2 separate regions of the Mus musculus genome follow, and region 1 is linked to region 2. Evidence: chromatin loops called from intact Hi-C (ENCODE). Cell type or tissue: gastrocnemius. All regions are shown on one strand.

Region 1 (8,000 bases), 180 kb before region 2:
TCTGAGGACAGCTACAGTGTACTTACATATAATAAATAATAAATAAATTAAAAAAAAAAAAAAAAAAAAGAAACTCGGCCTGGTGACACACACCTGAAATTCCAGCACCGGGGGAGAGGAGAAAAGAAGATTAGGAGTTCAAAGCCAACCCCAGGTACACAGCAAGCATGAGGGTAGCCTGGGCTGCCTGAGAATTTGTCTCAACAACAATAACAAAAAAAATGTGGGGCTTGAGGAATGGCTCAGAGATTAACAACACTTGCTGTTCTTGTAGAGGACCCATATTCGGTTACCAACTCCCACATGGGCAGACTGCAACTGCCTGTAACTCCAGTTCCAGGGGATTCAAAGTTCTTCTCTAGCCTTTGAGGTTACCAGATATGCATGTGGTGGTACACACAAATACATACATGCAGGCACTCACACATAAACATAAAACGTCTTTAATCCTAGCTCTCAGGAGGCAGAGGAGGGGGATCGCTGTGGGTTTAAGACCAGCCTAATATGTATACATAGTGAGTTCTAGGCCAGCAAGGGTAACACAGTGAGACCCTGTCTCAAAAAAGGGGGAAAAAAAGGGCTGGAGAGATGGCTCAGTGGTTAAGAGCACTGGCTACTCTTCCAGAGGACCTGAGTTCAATTCCCAACAACCACATGGTGGCTCACAACCATCTGTAATGGGATCCGATGCCCTCTTCTCGTGTGTCTGAAGACAGCTACAGTACACTCATATACATTAAATAAATACATACATACATAAAAAAGGGGGAAAAAGGGGGGGTGGTTATAGAAAGATGGTTCTGTGGTTAAGAGCACCAACTGCTCTTCCAGAGGTCCTAAGTTCAATTTCCAACAACCACACGGTGACTCGCAATCATCTGTTATGGGATCCAATGCTCTCTTCTTTAAGACAGCAACAGTGTACTCATATAAATAAATCTTTAAAAAAGAAGGAAAAAAAGCTGGTTGTGGTAGCAAATGTCTTTGATCCCCCTTTAATCCTAGTACATGAGACACAGAGGCAGGTAAAATACCTGTGAGTTTGAGACCATCCTGGACCACAGAGTTCCAAGCCAGCTAGGTCTACATAGTGAGATCTTGTCTCATTTAAAAATAAATAAATTATATATACATACATGCATACATACATATGAATGTGACCTACAGAATGCACCTTGACCATGGATACTTCAATGTCATTGCTTACCCTAGACCTACACGTGTCCGTCCCACTCCTTTGACAGGAGGATGTCTGTCTGTTCTGATCACAGTAGCACCATCCTACCTCAACGTTTGCACTAGCTATTCCTACTGCCTCGAATGCCTTTTGTAAAGCAGGAGTACCCCATGACATACCCTCACTCGGGTGATATACCCCATGACATACCCTCACTCAGGTGATATACCCCATGACATACCATCACTCAGGTGATATACCCCATGATATACCCTCACTCAGGTGATATACCCCATGACATACCCTCACTCAGGTGATATACCCCATGATATACCCTCACTCAGGTGATATACCCCATGACATACCCTCACTCAGGTGATATACCCCATGATATACCCGCACTCAGGTGATATACCCCATGACATACCCTCACTCAGGTGATATATCCCATGATATACCCTCACTCAGGTGATATACCCCATGACATACCCTCACTCAGGTGATATACCCCATGATATACCCTCACTCAGGTGATATACCCCATGACATACCCTCACTCAGGTGATATACCCCATGATATACCCGCACTCAGGTGATATACCCCATGACATACCCTCACTCAGGTGATATACCCCATGATATACCCTCACTCAGGTGATATACCCCATGAAATACCCTCACTCAGGTCTCTGATCAAACACTCTACTTCCAGGCGGCCTCAGATTACCACTCCATCCCAAACCACCTCCCTTCCCTTGAGAGAGTAGCAAGCAAATTAGGGAGTCAACATCAGTCCCAGGACTCCTCGGGAAGTAGCAGAACAAATCTGTCACCACAGGGACTTGGTGGGGTATGAGGAGGGCTTTGTTCCTGGGAGGAGCTGCTGGTTCAATACAGGAGAATTGGGAAAGGGCAGAGCCAGACAGCATGTGGGACAGCCTGGGGAGTACTGAGGGAGGAGGGTACCTGCTGCATTGTCCATGTTCTCGCACAGGTCTGCCAGCAGCTCTAGTGCGCCTTCACGCTCCTGCTGGTCAGTGGCCAGCTCAGCTTCGCCAGCCATTGCGGGTGTGGCCTGGGACAGGACCCGGAGGCAGTTCTTCATCTGCTCCACCTCCTCTCGCTGGCCCCGGAAGGCGGCCGACATGGCTTCCTGCAGCCATTGGCGTCTCTAGGGAAGAAGGGAGAAGGATGGGGGTAGAAGATGTCTCTCAGTGACTGCCCAGGGAGTGACACTAATAGGACAGCCAAATGCAAGGACTGATGGCTCTTTCCATCAACAAGTATCTAGGAGACATCTTGGGGGAAGCACAGGAGTCTCTCATTCTATAGTGCAGTCTGGCTTCCCGCTCACAGCAGCCTTCCTGCCTCAGACTCCCAAGTGCTGGGATTAACAAGCAAGAGCCACCACACTCAGATGTTTACACAGTTTTTACTCATAACTTCTTTTCTAGGTTCTAGGGAGTCAGTCCTGAGACAGACTGATTAGAGAAAAAAAAGTGTTGTTCAGGGTGTGTGCAAGACAAACACAGAGAGAAGCTAGAGGGAAAAAACAAACAAAACAAAACATGTAGTGTGACAGGAGATGGCAATATGACAAGTGCTATAGGGTAAGTAAGATTAAGCACAATGGAGGATCATGGGAGTGGAGGTTGGCCTGTAGAACTTAAACGGGGTCATCTTGGAGGGTCAGATGTCAGCAATGAAATAGGCCAGGGAATAGCCAAGCATATACTAGGAAGAATATTCAAGACAGAGGCAATCACCAGCAAGCCAAGGTGGCTGAAGCAAGGTTAAGTGAGGGAAGAAAAAAGTTGAGGAGAGAGAAACACCCCAGGAAAGGAGCAAGTTGGATCTTACAAACAGATGCAAAGGCCTAGATTCTGCTCTGAATGAAGTGGGTGGAGCTGGGAAGGGAGTTCTCCCGAGGAGAGGCAGAGAGGTGGACTGAGAAGCATAGGAGCAGGGAAAGAGCGCTTACTAGGATTCTAAGTAGTCCATGCAAGAGAAAAGTTTATGGAGCAGGTTTCGGTGGCACATGCTTATAATCCCAGCACGGGGTGGGATGGAGGCAGAAGCAAGTTCAAGAACAACCTCATCTGTGTATCAGTGTGAAATATGGCCAGATCCTGGACTCTGAAGAGAGAACCAACTGTTGAGCTAAGGGAGGAGGGGAGAAAGAGGAGTCAGGCTGATACAGGGGTTCTGTCCTCAGCAACAAGTCCCGCCCATTTCCCAAAAGATGTCAGGTTTGAGGATCAGCTATACAACCGGAGGCTGTGGTGAGCTGGATGGTTCTGTATTGTGACAAAAGTCCTGAGAACTACATGAGGTTTGAATAGTATCCCTGGTCTGCACTTGCTACCAAGTTGGAACAAGAAGGGCTCTCCAGCCATGCCAACTGTCGTCTGGAGAAATTAAAAAAAAAAAAAAAAAAGCCAGAAAAGATAGAGAATGAGGAGAACAAGAGATAACAAAAGAAAGGAGTCCAGAGGAAGACCAGAAACTACACTGTCCCCAAAAGGGCGCTTCAGGAGGACTGAAATGGCTACCATATATCTGTAAGTCCAAGACTTTGGAGGTGGGGCAGGAAGGTCAGGAGGGTAAGGTCATTAAGGCTAGCGTGGTCTGTTTGAGACCGCAATCTCAAAACAGGAAAGAAAAGGGGAAGAAGCTGTAAGGCTTTGAAATCACGCTCCTGGACAAATTTGGGCAAACTATCTCATTGCTCTATGCCTATTTCCACCTTGGCACAACATGACACAACATGTATAAATTATTCTGTAACTTAACTGAATTACTACAATATTCTATGTATCGTAAATGTCAATTAAAAAAAGTTACATGAAAAATTCCTATCAACCTTTAAGACAATTCTGTAAGGTTTTATTATAGCTATTCCAAATTCATTGATTAAAAAAAAAAAATCAGAGGCAAAGAAAGGATGTGAATTGCCCAACCAAGGTCATGGCTGGCAACTGGCAAAACCCAACTACGTTGTGTACGAGTCAGTATAGACTGGAACATCAGAATTGCCTGATAAGACACTATCATTACTATTATCACCATCAATTCAAAAATGAACGAACACTTGAGGATTCGAAAGATTAAATAATATACCCAAGGTCACACTTGTGGAGACAAAGCTGAATCTAGTTCTGCCTGGGTCTAGAGAACCCAGCTTGCTTTTAGACTTTTCACTCATCATGAGACTTCCCAATACAAGGCTGCGATCGGACACTTTACAGCTGACCTTCACCCTATCATGATGCCACATTTAGACTCTAGCTCACCACCCAGGAAGACAACAGCTTGTAGCTCACTAAGCCACTCTCCCCAAGACACTTAGATCCTCAGGACCCTCACCCAACCTTCTTAGGTCCTCATACTTTACCTCCTCGCTCATGGGTTCTGGAGGGGGGTCTGGCTCCTGAGAACCCGCAGTAATAGCCATCTGCAGCAGGCCTTGGAGGTTCCGTGGAGGCCGGGGGTTGCCTGAGCCCCCCGCCGAGGAACCACTGCCCCCTGACGAGCAACCCTGAGAGGCCGGAGGCAACGCAAGAGGGAGGCGACTGCCCCCTGAGCCTTTGTCTGCCATGGACTTTCTGTGAAGGAAGAATGTGTTTAAAGGAAATTGATGGTCACCGCTGAGGCAGCAATGGTGTCCGGATGGGTCGACTCTTGAAGGTCTGCTGAGAAGGTGGAGTTTTGAAGGTGTTAGGAGTCTTCTCATGATCCCAAACCATTCTGCCTGCAACCACCTTAACCATAGCCCCCTTTCCTTCCTTCATACTAACAGGACCCTTGCCCAAATCCAGATGTCCCTCCTTGCTCCCTAGCAACAGGCCCCACCTACTCCCTGGCAACGAGCCCCCCCAAGCTCCCCAGCTTGCGTCCTCGTCTCTTAGCAACCCCACTGCCCCGCCTCCATGGCAACAAGCCTTCGCTCAGTCTCCTTAGCAACAATTCTCCTCCCGTGTCTTTGAAGAGGGGCGCCCCAATGGGGCTGATCTCACCTTGCCGGGTCTAGAGCTGCCACCACGCCTAAAGATAGACTAGGCTGCACCTGACTCTACTGGGCGCCGCCATCTTTACCGGAAATACGCAGTTCTCACACGGAAGTGCCTCACCCCAAGCTGTTTGCCCAGTTCTAAGCAGCACCTCTTAGCGGATGCGGCACTTAGCTCCGCCTCTGTCGACTAGGCCCCCACCACTTTCTCTTTGTCACGCCCCTACATTTCGCGCTTTTGTTATAAGCCCCGCCCCCTAGCTCCTCTGTTTATCTTAGCAAACAAGGGACTTTCATGGCGAACTCCTCCCCTCCCAGGCATAGGCCCCGCCTATGCCCATATTCCCCGCCTCTTTTCTAGGCCTTTCGGCCTGTCCCAGTCAAGTCCCGCCTCTTAGTACCTGGAACTTCAGCTTGTCCTGTTCGGCCACGCCCCTGCGTAGGCCACGCCCCTTCTCTGCTGCTGCTGCTGCTGCTGCTGCTGCTGCTGCTGCTCAGACGGTTTTGTTCCTCACTCAACTGATTTTAACTGCATTTGCTCCTAGAGTCTCGGGATATCTCCCCTAATATCCCACCTTTGTAACCTGAGACTCGGGCTCACTTTTTTCTAGGCCTCAGTTTCCCCATTTATTACCGGTTTCAGTGTGGAATACTCTGTGTGAGTTGTGTGTCTTCATGTGACTATGCATGGTGTGTGGGAAGTCCCATGTCAACATCAGCTGTCTTCCACCTTCGATCTTCCAATCATTTTAAAAATATTTTTAGAGTTACTTATTTATTTATTTATTTATTTATTTATTTATTTATTGGGTTTTTCGAGACAGGGTTTCTCTGTGTAGTCCTGGCTGTCCTGAAACTCACTTTGTAGACCAGGCTGGCCTCGAACTCAGAAATCTGCCTGCCTCTGTCTCCCGAGTGCTGGGATTAAAGGTGTGGGCCACCACTGCCCGGCTAGATTTTATTTTTAAAGATTGTTTTTAATTATGTAGTAGGGGAGGAGGCAGATGCCTGTAAATGCAGGTTTCTATGGGGCCAGAGACAAAGGACAAACTAAAGCTGTAGTTACAGGCAGTTATGAGACAACCAATATATATATATATATGGGTGCTAGGAACCAAGCTCAGGCTCTTTGCAAGAACAGTAAGTACTCTTAATGACAAGCTATCTCTTCAGCCTCTTAAATTATTGTTGTTCTTTTAATTTTTTTGTAGACTTACCTATTTACTTGTGTACAAATAGTTTGTGGTTGGTTAGTTTTTGTTTTGTTTTTTGAGACAGTGTTTTACGGTATAGCCTTGGCTGTCCTGGAAGTTACTCTGTAGACCATGCTGTCCTCAAACTCACAGAGATCCACTTTCCTCTGCCACCTGAGTGCTGGGATTAAAGGCGTGTGCCACCACTGACCCTGAACATTTTGCCTGCATGTATGTGCGTGCACTGTATGCTTGCTTGATGGATTGCCAGGAACTGGAGTTACAGATGGTTGTGAGCCATCATAATTGGGTGCTAGGAGTTGAACCTGAGTCTTCAGCAAGAGCAATAAAGCAACAAGAGTTCCTAATCATTGAAATATCTCTCATTGAACTCTCTCTCCGTCCCACCCCACCCCTCTTTTGTTTTTTGTTTTGGAGATGGTTCCTTATTTTGGTGTTTTGTTTTGGGGAGGCTCTCAGTATGTAGCCTGGGCAGGCCTGCAGAACGATGTGAGCAGGTTGCCCTACAACTCATAAATATTCACACGCCTTAAAAGTAGGTACACTCAGGGATGGCGAGATGGCTCAGCGGGTAAGAGCACTGACTGCTCTTCCAGAGGTCCTGAGTTCAAATCCCAGCAACCACATGGTGGCTCACAACCACCCGTAATGAGATTTGACACCTTATTCTGGTGCGTCTGAAGACAGCTACAGTGTACATGTGTATAATAATAAATAAATATTTTTTAAAAGTATGCACACTCACCCTGCTCCGTTTTATTCATTTTTATTTTGTGTATGAGTATTTTACCTACTTGTGTATATATACACACCTTATGTACCTGCTTGGTGCCCTTGTGGGCCAGAAGATAAGGTTTGTTCCCTGTAACTCTTACTATTGCTGTTAACAAATATCTTGTTTTTAATTTTGTTTTGATATGGGTTTCTCTGTGTAACCCTGGCTGTCCTGGAACTCATTATGTAGACCAGGCTGGAATCAAACTCAGAGATCTACCTGTGTCTGCCTCCCAAGTGCTAGGATTAAAGGTATTTGCCACCATTGCCTGGCTTGATTTTTGTATTTAAAAAGAAATTATTTATTTTTATTAGTACTCTGTCTGCATATACATCTGCATGACAGAAGAGGGCATCAGATCTTGTTATAGATAGTAGTTGTGAGCCACCATGTGGTTGCTGGGAATTGAACTCTGGACCTCTCGAAGAGCAGTCAGTGCGGTTTGTTTGTTTGTTTGTTTGTTTTGTTGTTTGGGGGGTTTGTTTGTTTGTTCGACACAGGGTTTCTCTGTGTAACCCTGGCTGTCCTCTAGACCAGGCTGGCCTTGAACTCAGAAATCCGCCTGCCTCTGCCTCCCAAGTGCTGGGATTAAAAGCGTGCACCACCACTGTCTGGCTGCAGGCGATGCTCTTCACTGCTGAGCAATCTCACCTGATCCAGACTCTTTATGTATGTGTATATGTGTAGGCCAGAAGAGGGTTTTGTATTCCTTGGAGCTGGAGTTACCAGTAATTGAGAACTTCCTGACATGGGTTCTGGCAACAGAACTTGGGTCCTCTGAAAGAATAGAACTCAATTGCTAAGCCATCTCTCCAGCCTTACCTT
Region 2 (8,000 bases):
CAACAACAACAGCAATAAGAAAAACCCCTATGTATGGCTTTGGAAGAAACCTGTTGTTTCTGGGCTAATTGATCAGGAGTAATTAAAAGTGGTGGTTTTTTGTTGTTGTTGTTGTTTTGCCATGGATGGGGAAATAATTGGTCTCTGTTCTCTTGGTTCCCTGGTTAGCCACTCTGCTATCAGCATTGGCTGGGCCTTTAATTCTCATTCTGATTGGACTAACATTGAGGCCTTGCATCTTAAACTAAAACAGGACGAGTCCATCATTTGACTCATTGACTAAGATCACTGGGGACACCCACTGGCTTAAGCAGGACCACTGAATGAAGAAGGAGACACTGCAGGATGAGTTTAGGCTTCTTAGCTGCAGGGGGATCAGCTTTTCAGGGACCAAAGTCTGAAGCACTTGGCAGAACCTCTTTCTTGTTACACAAAGGGCACCTTGAGCAAGTCAGTTTCTGCATGCCAAAACCTCTCACTCATCTAGGTTCTGTTGGGACCATTACCTAAGCTTTCTCAGCCATAAGAGACTTCCAGGTTTGCCCGGTATGTCTCTGGACTAAGTTGTGCAAAGGCTCTGAGACTCCTTCAAAGAAACAAGTCTAGGATAACAACCACTGACTGTGTGCAAAAGGTTACTTCAGAGCCTGGGTGCCATTGCTCTGAGTTAACACCAGATACAATGGCTCTGCTAAAATTCTGCTTCAACACACGTTTAATCTCAGTACTCCGGGAGGCAGAGGCAAGCAGATCTCTGAGTTTGAGGCCAGATTGACCAAGGCTCAAACAAAACAAAACAAAACAAACAAACAAACAAACAAACACCCTGTCTCAAAAAAACAAAACTTGTGAATCACAATATGACTGAACTTTGGATCCTTCTGCCTCCACTTCCAGTTCTAAGATTCCAAGATTTATTTATTTATTTATTTATTTATTTATTTATTTATTTATTTTTACTTTATGTGTATTGATTGGTCTTGTGCCTGCATGTATGTCTGTGAAACACATGGATGTCATGGTGAGAGAGTCCAGAAAAGGGCGTCAAATTACCTGGAGCTGGACTTACAGAGAGCTATTAGCCACCATGTAGGCGCCAGCTTCCCTCTTCTTTCAAAAACACTGAAGCAGGGAGTGCTGGCACACCTTTAATCACAGTAATTTGGAGGCAGAGGCAGGAGGATCTCTGTGAGTTTGAAGCCAGGCTGATCTATAAAGAGAGTTCCAGGACAGTATTGCTACGGTTACACAGAGAAACCCTGTCTCAAAAAGAGAAAGAAAGAAAGAAAGAAAGAAAGAAAGAAAGAAAGAGAGAGAGAGAGAGAGAGAGAGAGAGAGAGGGAGGGAGGGAGGGAGGGAGGGAGGGAGGGAGGGAGGGAGGGAGGGAGGGAGGGAGGAAGGAAGAGCTATAAAATCAGAATAAATGTGTTGGGTATGGTGAGCATGCTTAAAATCCCAGCACTTTGGAGGTTTATCTGGGTGGTGTGCCAAGAGTTGGAGGCCAGCCAGGACTGCATAGTGACCTTGCCTTAAAAAAGCTAACCAAGAAGAAATCTAAGATTGCATAACGTGTAACAGATTGTCCAGTGAAGAATGAATACAAGCTTTGGAATAAAGTCAACAGCTAACAAAAACAGCCTGTGGGGATGAGGTTCAAAATTGACAGACACTTCTGTTTGACCCAACATCTTCTCCCAGACCTGAAAACTGAGATAGAAGCCCTGCCCACACGACCACAGCCTCTAGACTCCCCCTTAGCCTCAGCCCAGTCATGTCCCACCTCAAGGCCCCTGCTCCCCATTTCCTGGAGGGCCAGTGAGTGTCTGTGTTCCTCCACCTACCCCTGTGTGTGTGTGTGTGTGTGTGTGTGTGTGTGTGTGTAAGTGGGAGCATATACATGAAAGCACATGTGGAGATCAGAGCCCAGCCTCATGTGTTGGCGGTAACCTTCCACACTGAGATAAAGTTTCCTGTTTTCTGCTGCTGTACAAGCCAAGCTAGCTGGCCAGGACACTTCTGGGGGAGTCTCCCATTTCTATCTCCCATGTCCCAGTATGACCACTGGGATTACAGTTCCATGCTACTGTATCTAGCTTTACACGAGTATCAAGGAACCAAACCTAACTCCTCAGACTTGAGTGGCCAATACCTAACCCGTTGAGCAATCCACCCAGTGCCCAGAGGGCTCCTTCCCACTCCTGGGGCTATCTTCTGGTTCTGAGCACAAGGGACACGGAGGCACCACGAGACATTTCTGAGGGGTGGATGAGCTAGAGAGACACACAGAGGATCACAAAGACCTAGCAATCTGCTGAAGGCAGCAGGGAGCTCCGGAGGGACCAGTCTAGAGGCTCAGAACGTCTCATAGCCTGACAGGCATGGTCACCATCCTCAAAGTGACGGAGACACAAACCCTCTGATCCAGAAATCTGTCCCTAAGTATTTATCTGACAGGGACCAGGTTATTATTAATCACAAGACTCTTTGACAGGGCTCTAGTGATAAAGGGCCACAAATTCCCAAATGTAGCCAGTTAGGCCACAGACACTTGCAGTCTGGCCACCTGGTGACCCATAATGCCTTACATAACAGACACTAATAATGTTTAATGACCTATGGCATCATATCCACTCTCAACCACTGTGTAGAGCAGAGAGCTTCTCATGGACTCAAGGCTGGCCAGGGACTCACGTCAACCCTCCTGTGTGAGCTGTTTAAATCCTGGGATTCTAGGTATGGAGTCACTGAGCTGTGATTAGATACATATACTTCTTTCTTCCTCTCCCTCTCTCTCTCTCTCTCAAGTTTTCCACTTTGTGGTTTGGGGTGACCTAGAACTTCTGATCCTCTAGCCTCCACACCCTAGTGCAAGAATTTATCAGCATACAAGTGATTCATGCAGTACTGGAGATCAGATTCAACACCGTTTGCCACAGAATCTTGCTAAATCGCCCAAGGGCACCTGGAATTCAACGAGCAATTCTCCTGCTGAAACTTCCGGAAGGAGTAGCTGGGATTACAAAAACTGCAGCCAGCCAAATTCTCACTGTGGATTCTTTGTAGCCAAAAACAACTGCAAGGGAGGTCTCCAACACAGACATTTAAAAAACAAAACAAAACAAAAACAAAAAAAAACCAAACAAAAACCCACAAACAAACAAACCTGCAAGGGAGGTCTCCAACACAGATAAAAAGTGCGCCAGTGAAATGAAAAGCGCAAGAACGGTATGGCAAACTCCCATCTGTGCTCCCTGAATGGCAAATGTAGATTTTTTTTTCCTTAAAAATTTCTATTTATTTATTTAGTTTCTATATGGGAGAGGGTATCCATGCCATGGGGCATATGTGGAGGTCAGAGACAAGCGAAGGAGTCATTTCTCTCTGGATCCCAAATGTGTGTGTTGATCAGATTTACTTTTAATTTTAAAAAAATATTTATTTATCTATTCCCTGTATATGAGTGCTCTGTCTACATGTATGCCTGCATGCCAGAAGAGGGCAGCAGATCCCATTACAGATGGTTGTGAGCCATTCTGGAAGAGGAGCCACTGCTCGTAACTGCTGAGCCATCTCTCCAGCCCGGACTGGGTTTATTATATGAGTGTTTGACCTGAGACTGCATAGCCACATGCATGTAGTGTCTGTGGAGGCTGGAAGAGGTAGTCGGGTCCCCTGAAACTAGATTTAAAGACGGTTGTAAACCACCGTCTGGGTGCTGAGTACCAAACCCAGGTCCTCTACAAGAGAAACCAGAGTTCTTAGCCACTGAGCCATGTCTACTCGCCCCCCCTTCTCTATTCCCCTCATAGGTTTTTAAGGCTTATGTCCCAAGGGCTGGGTTCTTGGCTTGGGAACCCATTTTTGGGAGGCACAGTGTGAAGGAAATGAGCAAGGGGGCTGGATGGAGTTCAGTGGTAGAGAGCACTTGATTTGCCTGGCTTTCATGACAGCCAGGCTCAGTTCGCCAGATTTGATCGAGATGGACTGGGGACACAGATGGGAGAGGATCCACGATGCTTTAGGGAGAGCGATACAGAGGAGCACGTAATTGTGAGAGAAGCGGGGACCACAACTCCTGGAACCAGGAATTTCAGGCTGTGTGACCCTGGGTGAGTTTCCCTTCCTCTCTGGGTCTCTTTTTTTCTCCAGGGTTAGCTCACTGGCGGGGTTGATGCAAAATTTGTCTCTAGAGAGGGTTGGGGACTCTCCCCGCGGGTCTATCCTGAGACCAAATGGAATGCCATTCCAACCCCCGAACCCGACACCCTGCAAAGCTTCCGTTTCCCGGTCTGAATGACGGGATGGTGGGTTTGCAAACAGCCAGCAAGTAACGAACCGGACTTACTCGAAGGTCCCAGGTTCGAGTTCGGGCCCCTTTTCCAAGAAGTCCCGTGACCTTTTCCCCGCTGGATTCCCACTGACCCCGTACTGGGCCTCCTTTTTGCCCTTTGTAGACACGTAGTCAGAGCCGCGGGTCTACACCCCCGCGCCGAGCCAACCAATCGGCGTTCGCCTCACTCTGTTCTACTCCATCCTGTTAATTCGATTGGTCTGAAGAAACTGGAGCAGGCGGAGAGACAGAGGGTAGGACCAATGAAAATCCACGGAGGGAGGGCCTTGGCTGAGAGCTCGGCTTCTAACCCGGAAGGAGGGTGAAGAACGACCAGAGAGCTAGAGGCTCAATCTTGGCTAGTGTAGGGTTCATGGCACCATCCACTCCATCCGGGGCGACCGGGGAGAGGTGATGCTTTCTGTAACCTAGCTCTAGGAAGGCTGAAGCACGAGTATCGCCAGTTCGAGACTAGCCGGGACTGCGTGGTGAGACCCTGTCAACCAAAACAACAGCCGGGCATGGTGGCGCAAATGTTTAGTTCCAGTAATCATCATAAACCGATGATTTAGTTAATGGTTTAGTTCCAGTACTCAGGAGGCAGAGGCAGGCATAATTCTGACTCTACAACGCGAATTCCAGAATAGCCAGTACAACACGGAAGTAAGTCCTGTCTCGAAAACCCGAAAGTCAAACTAAGAAAACAAAAGAACAAGCCTCGTAAGACATTTTCCCCCACTGCTTGCCAGTTAGCTTTTTCTCCAGGAATTCAGGACTTGTCTCCTTGGGTGGTCTATATAGAAAACTGACTCTGTACTTAGAAGTGGGGGTTAAGAGAGAGAGGATTACTTCATCCAGATATATAAACCTGGTATGGTGGCTCAGGGCCGGTAATCCCAGCGTTCTAGAAGCTGAGGCCTTGAGTTCAATGAATAAGAAAACAAAAGCTGATTACGGTGGCTTAATACCCATGACCCCAAGTACTCAGAAGTGGAGACAGGAGGATTTCTTCACCTTGAAGTTATGAGAAAAGGGCTAGGCATGGTGGCTAACGAGGACTGTAAACCCAGCACTTGGGAGGCTGAGTGTGGGTGAGGATCTTTTGGGGGAGAGATATATATATACACAGAGTTCCAGGTTAGCCTGGGCCACAGAGTGTGACACTGTCGAACAAAGAAAAAGAAATAAGGCTGGAACTGTAGCTCAGGTGGCAGAGTCCTTGCCTGGCATGAATAAAGCCTTCGCTTTAGTGCCCAGCACTGTATGCATGGGGGTGGGGTGAGGGTGGGAGAGATGGGGGATGGGATGGGACTGGGAAGGCAACCGGCAGAGGTTCAAAGTTGGTCTCCCCAGAACAGTGAACTCAAGTGCATCCTGAAACTGAGCCTCAAAAACAAAATGAGCTGAACAAAGATTAAAAACAACAAGCCAGACAGTGGTGGAGGCTCACAGTCGCCTGTAATTCTACTTCCAGGGGCTCAGACACCTTCTTCTGGCCACTTTGGCACTGAATGCATGTGGTAAGCAGACACATGGGCAGACACACACCCAAAATTTTATAAACACACACACACACGAAGAAAAGAACCAGGCATGGTGGTACATACCTTTAATCCAAGCACTCTGAAGGCAGATGCAGGCAGATCTTTGTGAGTTAGGATGTCAGCCTAGTCTACAAAGTGAGTTCCAGGACTCCCCAGAGCTACATAGTGAAACCAAGGGCAGGTGTGTGGGTAGCGGTAGGGGTTGGTAAAAAGAAAAAGAAAAGAGAAAAGAAAGGGCAAATGCCATCACTCTTGTGTTAGAGTCTATAAAGTTAATTGGCAGGTGCTGGCTTCAGTTCCCTTAACAGCTATTCACACCATGTACGTTAGTGCCGACACTGAGCCTGTGGCTCTCGCCTAGCGTAGAATGCACAACTGGGAGGTACCTGTGCCTGGCATTTCAGGAGATCCGTGGGAAGTGGGAAAGCCTGTGAAACCCATAAATAACACAGGCTCTCCCCTCCTCACCCCCAAAGCCAAAGGCAGCCCCTCCAGAGTTCCCACCCTTGTAGTCCGTCCCTGGCACAGCTGTGGATATAACTCAGATGGTGGAGCACTTGCCCAGCATGCATGAAGCTCCGAATTCAATCACAGTGCCATGCAAATCTGTACAAAAATAGAATCTGTATAATATAAATAAACCAAGCCCAGGCCCCCTTCTTGGACCACAGCCCAAAGCCTTCTAGACTCAGGGTCCACCTCTGGTCCTTTATGGGACTCCTTGTACTTTTTCTCCTGTGGTTGTTTAATATACTTTCCAGTTCCATCTATTTTCCTGTCTTTAAGAAAACAGATTTATGCTGGGCATGGTGGCACACGCCTTTAATCCCAGCATTCGGGAGGCAGAGGCAGATGGATTTCTGAGTTCACGGCCAGCCTGTTCTACAAAGTGAGTTCCAGGGCAGCCAGGGCTACACAGAGAAACCCTGTCTCGAAAAACAAAAAAACAACAAAAAAAAAAACAAACAAAAAGAAAGAAAGAAAGAAAGAAAAGAAAAAGAAAGAGAACAGATTTATTTTTATCTTATTTATGTATTACATGCCCCTGTCTCACTGTGTGCGTTTACCCATGGAGGCCTGAATGGACTTTGGATCCCCTGAGGCTGGAGTCACAGGGGGTGTTTGTGAGCCCCCTGACTGTGGTATTCGAACCTCCTCATCATGAAAGAGCAGTCACTTCTCTTAATGCTGAACCATCTCTCTAGCTGCCTCTCTCTCCCTGTTTCAAAAAGAAGTATTTGCTTTGATTTGTGTGCTGTGTGTGTGTGTTGTAGCTTGTGTGCTGTGTGTGTGTGTTGTAGCTTGTGTGCTGTGTGTGTGTGTTGTAGCTTGTGTGCTGTGTGTGTGTGTTGTAGCTTGTGTGCTGTTTGTGTGTTGTAGCTTGTGTGCTGTGTGTGTGTGTTGTAGCTTGTGTGCTGTGTGTGTGTGTTGTAGCTTGTGTGCTGTGTGTGTGTGTGTTGTAGCTTGTGTGCTGTGTGCTGTGTGTGTTGTAGCTTGTGTGCTGTGTGTGTGTGTGTTGTAGCTTGTGTGCCTTTTGCTGCTTTGCGGATTCTCCTTCCTCCCACGCTTCTCCACCCTTTTTCTTCCACCCTTCCAACCTCCTAACACTGGACAAGAGAGGGAAAAGGACAGGGAAGAAAGACATCCCTGGATAAAGTCAGGAGTCAGAAAGGGGGCAACATCGTTAATTAGACGATTTGTTGCTGATTAGGGGCATCAAGTTCCTTGGGGGCAAGTTTGATCTTTGCTGTGAGGATATCTAATATCTTCTTGTTCTTTCTTCTTTGTACACGACTACTTAACAGACAGTGACCAACAACAACCAACAACCAACTCCCATAAAACCCACACTGCCTCTTGGGGGAGCCTAGCATGTATACACTCTCTGAAAAGTCTCCAGAATTCCATAACTCATCACAGAAACTATCTGCGGGGGGCAAAACCATGCCTTAGCTAGAGCAGGAGGCAAATCACAGTCAGCTGCTGTGGGCATCCAAAGCAGCCCACATCCCACGCCGGGGAGTAAACCAAAAGCACATTCTTATTAATATTCCTGTGTTTTTAAAAGAAATCAAAACACACTATAGTGCGTCCTCCCTCCCTTCCTGAGCCTAGGCTGGCTTCAA

What was found. Peaks named below come from ENCODE experiments on the same cell type or tissue, not always from the same donor. Only the 100,000 strongest peaks of a DNase experiment are listed, where the experiment ranks them.
Region 1: a loop joins it to region 2, with 3 times the contacts of the local background. A loop is called at or near these places in 1 of 42 quality-filtered maps.

What each region holds. Positions count from the first base shown.
Region 1 is chr7:4,679,701-4,687,700 of GRCm38, forward strand. Hspbp1 (HSPA (heat shock 70kDa) binding protein, cytoplasmic cochaperone 1) reads right to left here and starts at 5,281. Exons shown (of 8, transcript NM_001360629.1): 1 at 5,194-5,281; 2 at 4,572-4,866; 3 at 2,144-2,348. The coding sequence starts at 4,775. In gastrocnemius, no CTCF peak of the experiment used is centred here; DNase peaks (open chromatin) are centred at 4,710, 5,396 and 5,556; H3K4me3 peaks cover 1,631 bases; H3K27ac peaks cover 1,439 bases.
Region 2 is chr7:4,861,716-4,869,715 of GRCm38, forward strand. It overlaps Isoc2b (isochorismatase domain containing 2b), which reads right to left and starts at 4,464. Exons shown (of 6, transcript NM_026158.2): 1 at 4,346-4,464. In gastrocnemius, a CTCF peak has its summit at 3,485 (motif pointing right); DNase peaks (open chromatin) are centred at 1,499, 3,524, 3,921 and 4,578; H3K4me3 peaks cover 1,867 bases; H3K27ac peaks cover 3,419 bases.